Linked DNA regions of Homo sapiens: region 1 is linked to region 2. Evidence: read pairs that join two places in POLR2A ChIA-PET (ENCODE). Cell type or tissue: GM12878. All regions are shown on one strand.

Region 1 (4,000 bases), 100 kb after region 2:
ACAGATGTGTTTAATTGAGGGCCAATTCATCTGGTGTTCAGTTGGAGTTAACATTCTTTAATTGCCAGGAATGATAGTGAATAAGGTAGTCACCCCCTTATCCAGAGTTTCACTTTCTGTGGTTTCACTGAGTTCTGAAAATATTAAATGGAAAATTCCAGAAATAAACATTTCACAAATTTTAAATTGTGCACCATTCTGAGTGGCGTGATGAAATCTTTCACCATCCTGCTCTGTCCCCCTTTGTCTTGCCTGGGATGTGAGTCATTCCTTTGTCCAGCATACCCACGCTGTATACACATTTAGTAGTCGTCTGGATTATCACATCATCATCGTGGTGTCACAGTGCTTGTGTTCAAGTGACCCTTATTTTAATTTTATTATTTGTAATACTTTTGAATTTTAATCTTATGGCCAGGTGTGGTGGCTCATGCCTGTAATCCCAGCATTTTGGGAGGCCGAGGCTGGAGGATCGCTTAAGCCCAGGAGTTTGAGACCAGCCTAGGCAACCTGGGGGAAAACTTGTTTCTACAAAAATACAAATAAAAATTAGCCAGGTGTGGTGGCACATGCCTGTAGCCCCAGCTACTTGGGATCGCATGAGCCTGGGAGTTTGAGGCAGCAGTGAGCCATGATCACTCCAGCCTGGGCAACAGAGTGAGACTCTCTCAGAAAAATTAACTTTACTTAATTACTTTTATTATTGTTATAATTGTTCCATTTTATTGTTGTTGTTGTTGTTGTAAACCAAATTGTAAAACCATTTTATATTTGTTGCAAACCAAAAAGTATCTGAGACAGGTCTCAATTTATTTAGAAGTTTATTTTACCAAGGTTAAGGGCATGCACCCAGGCCCAAGGTCTGTGCCTTTCTCCTAAGATGATTTTGAGGGCTTCAGTATTTAAAGGGGGAGAAATTTTAGGAAGGCGTGGTAGATAGGAGGCAAATGGTTACATTCTTTTGAGTCTTTGATCAGCTATTCACATGTGGCGGGCAAGGGTGGGGGGCAGCGGAGGAATAGTCCCTTATGCATTCATCTAGCTCAGTGAATCTGCATTTTTACATAAGACAAAATATACTTACCGGGCAGAGGAAGTGATGAGATTATGCATTTGTCTCAGGTAAGCAGAGGAATGACTTTAAGTTCTGTCCTTTGTCCTATACCTGTGAAGATAAGCTGTCAATTTACGTTGTCAGGGTGAAATTCAGCAGAGTGGTTGTAGGGTAAGGATGTTGAGGTCCACAAGGAATTTCCTATTGGGCAGATTGTGAGGGAGGTAGGTTTGCATGATGCCGTTCCTACCTTGACTTTTCTCTTTGACTTAGTGGGTTTGGGGTCCCCAAGTTTATTTTCCTTTTACATTGTTATTCATCTTTTACTGTGCCTAATTTATAATTTAAACTTTACCATAGGTATGTGTGTATAGGAAAAAGCAATGTATTTAGATCTGGTACTACCTGCAGTTTCAGGCACCCACTGGGGAATTTCAGAACGTATCCCTTGAAGATAAGGGAGGACTGCTGTATGATTCATAGCACAGTTTCAGATTAATCATGTCCGATGCAGTCAGATGCTTGATGGTTATATGGGGCCTGGTTTGTGGGCAAATGACTAGTGGGGTTTTTTTTTTTTTTTTTTTTTTGCCCATTTAGGATTCAAGATGGGTTTTAACCTTTTAAGTTACAATTAAGCACTTTGTGTCGTACAGTATGTATACAATAATGCTTTGAAATGGCTAGTCATGAATGTATTAATGGTTTGTCTTGCACTGAAACCTGAAATGTAGATGAAAAAGTTGATAAACATAAGGCAATCAGTACTGATTGTCATTGTCATCTACCCCAGTACATTCTAAGTGTGGTAGATACAGTAATTCTTATATGTTGCTATTAACGTCATTTCTGATTTTTGATTAGAAAAATATTTAGGTTAATGGCTTTCTTGTTGGTTTCAAATTTATAGTAAAAGCTATACCTTTATGTCTTGAATCTGCTTGCCAGTCTTTGCTTTGATAGGTGGTTTTTGCTTAGGCTACGATAAATTGTTTCATCTTTTCTAAAGAGGGATGAGGAAGTATTTACTTTGTGAAATTGGAAAACCGTGTGGTTGGTGTGGAAAATAAGCATGTTATTAATAAACAGCTAGTCTTGTGCTCCATACTCTTGGATGTAAGGTAGAAATAACCTTGCCTCTATTGCTGAGATTTAAAAAAATAAAAAGCTAGGCTACTACCCGTGCCTTCCTCGTCCACAACACAGGCACAGGGTGGCAGGTAGTGATGAGAAACAGGCTGCCAAGATGGTCCCTGGATGACTAGGAGGTGTGTGATGTGCGTCCAGTTGTCTGGATGGGGCAACTGGAATCCTTCATTGTGTGGTTCATGCTTGTGTGTGTGTGTGAATGCGAGAGTGGGAGGAAGTTCAATGTTTTGGCTTTGGTGTGGGATTAATTTTCTCTTCGATTGTTAATTTGGCATACCTGACTTTTTCATTCTGGTTTAAAGTATTAGAAATCTTAAGATTTGTGTGAATTAGAAGATTGGGATTTATTTGAATTTCATTTGGCACTAGGGAAAATTCACTTTAGGTAAGAGCTACTTTTTGGGTTGGCTTTATGTTCAAAGCAGTTTTTTCCTTAAGAGTTTCATTTTATTATGGAAATTTTCTTTTTTCTTTTTTTATTTTTTTGAGATGGAGTTTTGCTCTGTCCCCCAGGCCGGAGTGTGGTGCCACCGTCTCGGCTCACTGCAACCTCCACTTTCCAGGTTCAAGCAATTCTCCCACCTCAGCCTCCCGAGTATCTGGGATTACAGGTGCGTGCCACCATGCCCGGCTAATTTTTGTAGTTTTTACTAGAGATGGGGTTTCGCCATGTTGGCCAGGCTGGTCTTGAACTCCTGACTTCAGGTAATCTGCCTGCCTCTGCCTCTCGAGTAGCTGGGATTATAGGCATGAGCCACCGCGCCCGGCTGGAAATTTCCAAACATATAAAAGTAAACTTAATAGTACAGTATAATGGACCCCATGAACAAAAGTAATTTTTCTAACCTCAAAAGCAGGGGCAGTTTATTTAATCAGGTAAAAACTGAGCCTTAAAAGTCAGACTTTGCTAAAAGAAAACAGTATTTTTTTCACTGTCCTGAATATAACATTAAGGAAATAGGATTTGGTTAGGTCTAGATAACATTTAATAATTTCAACTGTGTTAAAGACAAAAGTAATTTTTGATGTGACCATGGACTTGTCATGAAAAATATAAAGGTGAAAGGGATTCCATCCCCCTTCCTCTAAACAGAATGGAACATAAGCACAGGTTTAGGCTAATTCATAACCTGGATTTTTAAAGCTTTTACATAGTTGGGTTTCATGTTGTTCAGATGTCTTACTAAACCAGGTATCTAAATGAGTGTTTTTCTGTTAAAAAAAAAAAAAAAAGGACATGTCCCCTTCCTCTGCCATCCCTTAATCACGGGGCTCCACTGGAATAGAGATGGGCGGATAAAGAAGGAAACTTAGTGTTAGCAGCTCCAGTGAACTGGTATGAGGTAGAGGAGGGTTGAAGCCATTGATCACAGTGACGTTTCCAGAGGATTTAAGCTTTCCCATTGTCCCATCCTTCATTTGAACCCTCAGAATGTACAGCCAGAAGTCCAAGAGCAAGCGTCTCTGCGAAGGGTAAACCTTCCAGGCTGTGCTCCCTCAAAGGCGCCGCTGCGCTTGAGGAGCAGGTGCTGTGGCTGCTGAAGTCAGGTGCTCTGGGAGCAGACAACAACTGCCTGGGTGTGTAGCACCTGTGTCCTTTTGGCTCCCCTGGCCTTGTCTTCTGAGACTCTGTTGTTAATTTCTTTAGCTGTTTATGTCAGCTTTGACCAAAGCCCACTGCAAAGCTTAGAAGGGTAAGGAGGCAACAATATCCCTTTGAAGACTTATTTTGGCACAGATTTTGTGATTTGTGAATAGTAACATTCCTCAGTAGCCACAAATTAAACAACATCGATC
Region 2 (4,000 bases):
GTGCTGGGATTATAGACATGAGCCATGGTGCCTGGCCCAAGCAGTCTTTTTGAAGTATGTATCAGATCATGTTACTCTTCTGCTCAAAATCATCCCACGGCTCCCCATTTTACTGCAAACAAAACCCAAACTCCTCTTGGCAGTCTGCAAGGCCCTGTTTGGTCAGCTCCCTTTCCCTGAAGGGGTCTCTTGTCCCTTTTCCCCTGCATCCCAACTCACTTATCTGCTCCTTGAACATGCCATGCTCCTCCCCAGCTCAGGACCTTTGCACTTGCTGTTCCTTTGTCTATCACCTTCTAGATATACATAGAGCTGCCTCCTAGTCATAATTCAGATCCCATACAATGGAAGCACCCTGACTGAGGCCGTCTCCCACCTGCCCCAGCCAGCCACTGCATCTTCCAGCATTTCACTCTCTTGTCCTCGTGGTACCTATTATGTGAAGTTACTCTGTTTTGTCCTTTTTAAAAAAACATATTTGAAATTATTATTGAAATATGGCCCAGGCACCATGGCTCATGCCTGTGATCCCAACACTTTGAGAGGCCAAAGCAGGCGGATCATTTGAGGTCAGGAGTTCGAGACCAACCTGGCCAACATGGCAAAACCCCATCTCTACTACAAATACAAAAATTAGCCGGGCGTATTGGTGCACACCTGTAATCCCAGCTGCTTGGGAGGCTGAAGCACGAGAATCACTTGAACTTGGGAGGTGGAGATTGCAATGAGCCGAGATCGTACCACCGCATTCCAGTCTGGGTGACAGAGTAAGACTGTCTCAAAAAATAAATTAATTAATTAAATTAAATTAAATAAATATTGAAATACAACTCATATAACAAAAACTTCATTTTAACATGTGCAATTCAGTGGGTTTTAGTGTATTCACTATGTTATGCAACCATCACAACTGTCTGATTCCCAAACATTTCTGGCACCCCAACAAGAACCTCTGCACCTATCAGCAGTCACTCCCTGCTGCCCCATCCCCTGGCAGTCATTACTTTATTTTCTGTCTCTATGGATTTACGGATTCTGAACATTTCATGTAAGTGGAATAAAATCTGTGGCATTTTATGACTGGCTTCTTTCACTTAGCACAATGTTGTTTCTTTTTCAAATTTACTTCCTTGTGACCTGTCATCCCCATTAGGCTCACAGGGGGTCTAGTACCTAGACTAGCACCTGACATAAATCATTAAGTATGGATTAAGCACCTACTATGTGCTATGTCCACAGTAGCACAGAAAACTCCAAGGAAACTGCCTTTTTTATTTTATGTTTTTCAGAATTTTCAATTATTTCTTCTTCTAATTTTTATTTATTTTATTTTATTTTTGAGACAGGGTCTCACTCTGTTACCCAGGCTGGCATACAGTGGCACAATCACTGCTCACTTTGGCCTCAACCTCCTGGGCTCAGGTGATCCTCCACCTCAGCCTCCCAAGTAGCTGAGACTACAGGCACAACCACTGTGCCTGGCTAATTTTTGTATTTTTTTGTAGAGGCGGGTTTTCGCCATGTTGTTCAGGCTGGTCTTGAACTCTTTGGCTCACGGGATCTGCCAGCCCGTGTCTCCCAAAGTGCTGAGATTATAGGAGTGAGCCACTGTCCCCGGCCCTTTATTTATTTTTTATTTTTTTATTTTTGCAAACTTTTTTTTTTTTTTGAGATGGAGTTTCACTCTTGTTGCCCAGGCTGGAGTGCAATGGCGCGATCTTGGCTCACCGCAATCTCTGCCTCCTGGGTTCTCCTTGCCTCAGCCTCCCAAGTGGCTGGCATTACATGCGCCTACCACCACGCCCAGCTAATTTTTTGTATTTTTAGTAGAGATGGGGTTTCACCACGTTGGCCAGGCTGGTCACGAACTCCTAATCTCAGGTGATCCACCCGCCTCGGTCTCCCAAAGTTCTGGGATTACAGGCGTGAGCCACCGCACCCTGCCCAGGCATTTTCAATGAAGGGGAAACTTTCTCCATAACCTCTATTTTCCCCTCAGTAATCCTCAAGTCTTCCCGGTACACCCTCAACACAGGTGATGGGCTAAGGGTTCATAGACGGTTTGGGGAAGTCTCCCCTTTTCTAACTCAGCAGACATTCAGCTGTCTCTAGAGAGAGCCACAGTACCTCAGCACGAAGCCCTTAACCAAAACTGAAACAAAAGAAAAGTCCCATTACACACCTGTTTCTAAGGGGTTTTCCCGTCTCTTTGCTTCTTATTCAAGACAAATCTGTGGGACAGTTAAAATATTTGCCATAAATAAAAAGATATAGGCTGGGCGCGGTGGCTCATGCCTGTAATCCCAGCACTTTGGGAGGCCGAGATGGGTGGCTCACGCGGTCAGGAGATCAAGACCATTCTGGCTAACATGGTGAAACCCCGTCTCTACTACAAAAAAAAAAAAATTAGCTGGGCATGGTGGCGGGCGCCTGTAGTCCCAGCTACTCGGGAGGCTGAGGCAGGAGAATGGCATGAACCCGGGAGGCGGAGCTTGCAGTGAGCCGAGATCACGCCACTGCACTCCAGCCTGGGCAACAGAGCGAGACTCTGTCTCAAAAAAAAGAAGGGGCCACAGGACAAGGAATGCAGGAAGCTTCTAGTTGCAGAGAGAATCGCAAGTAAGGAAATGGGGGCTTCAGTTCTACAGCTGCAAGGAACTGAATTCTGCCAACAATCTGAAAAGAGTCCAATTCCTCCCATAGCCTCCAGATGAGGACTCCAGTGAGCTGACATCTCTGCTTCAGCCATGTGATGCCCTGAACGTATAACACAGCAGAGCCTGCATGAGCTTAGGACCTACAGAACTGTGAGCTAATACATGAGTATCACTTAAAAGGAAAAATAGATATATTCACCTTGCTGCCGTCAGTCCTCAGCTGAAAGTGGGTTTGCTTTGAGTACCCCAGGGCGGGCCAGCTCTCTTGGGCCAAGGGGTAGACAGAGAGGCTGATTGGGAGTTAAGAACCCAGACACTGGAGCCAAGCTTCCGGGGTTCAGATCTCAGCACTGCCACTTACTGCCTCTGTCATGTTGGGCAAGTTAACCCCCTTGTGCCTCAGTTTCCCTGGTATGTATTTCAGAGTATTATTTTTGGGTGAAGTGAGCTAATATTCAGAAGTTCTTTTTTCTTTTTTTCTTTTTTTAAGACAGAGTTTCACTCTTGTTGCCCAGGCTGGAGTGCAATGGCGTGACCTCGGATCACTGCACTGCAACCTCTGCCTCCTGGGTTCAAGCAATTCTCCTGCCTCAGCCTCCCAAGTAGCTGGAATTACAGGCGCCCACCACCACGCCCAGCTAAGTTTTTGTATTTTTAGTAGAGACGGGGTTTCACCATGTTGGCCAGGCTGGTCTCGAATTCCTGACCTCGTGATCCGCCCGCCTCGGCCTCCCAAAGTGTTGGGATTACAGGCGTGAGCCACCGTGCCCAGCCTATTCAGAAGTTCTTGAAGCCATGTCTGTCTGGCACATAAGTACTTCATGGATGTTTCTTAAATAAAATAACCTCCCCCAGTCAATATATATGTGCATAATGGGGCGATTGCTTCAAAGTAGGGCTGAGCCCTTCGTTGCTTCTCCTGGGTTAGAAATACCAGTTGTTAGCCTGGGCAACACAGTGAGACCCCATGTCTACAGAAAAGAGAAATAAATAGTCAGGCACGGTGGTGTGCACTTGTAGTCCCAACTACTCAGAAGGCTGAAGTGGGAGAATAGATTGAGGCGGGAGAATAGATTGAGCCTGGGAGGTCAAAGCTGCAGTGAGCTGTGATCGCACCACTGCACTCCAGCCTGGGTGACAGAGCGAGCCCTGTCTCAAAAAAAAAAAAAAAAAAAAGAAGTACAAGTTGTGGTGACATCTAACCGCATATTTTCTTGTCTAATTTAAAGCCCAAAAGGGAAGTTTCTCTCTATTTCCTAGTAGGGGGAAACTAGAAAAAGCCCAATTATCTAGTAATAGAAGAATAAGTGCAGGCACTAAAAAGGATGACTCATATCTATGGG

The links. ChIA-PET counts read pairs that join two places held together with the same protein. Peaks named below come from ENCODE experiments on the same cell type or tissue, not always from the same donor. Only the 100,000 strongest peaks of a DNase experiment are listed, where the experiment ranks them.
Region 1: POLR2A ChIA-PET joins it to region 2 with 8 read pairs; 14 of 35 experiments call an interaction of 5 or more read pairs at or near these places.

The regions. Positions count from the first base shown.
Region 1 is chr20:49,697,012-49,701,011 of GRCh38, reverse strand. All of the region lies in intron 1 of B4GALT5 (beta-1,4-galactosyltransferase 5), which reads left to right. Among named protein-coding and RNA genes, the nearest start is that of B4GALT5, 15 kb to the left of the region's middle. In GM12878, no CTCF peak of the experiment used is centred here; a DNase peak (open chromatin) is centred at 1,559; H3K4me3 peaks cover 1,572 bases; H3K27ac peaks cover 2,805 bases.
Region 2 is chr20:49,800,821-49,804,820 of GRCh38, reverse strand. No RefSeq gene overlaps it. Among named protein-coding and RNA genes, the nearest start is that of SLC9A8, 10 kb to the left of the region's middle. RefSeq lists an enhancer at 1,751-1,880. In GM12878, a CTCF peak has its summit at 2,119; DNase peaks (open chromatin) are centred at 2,150, 2,730 and 3,830; H3K4me3 peaks cover 1,249 bases; H3K27ac peaks cover 1,450 bases.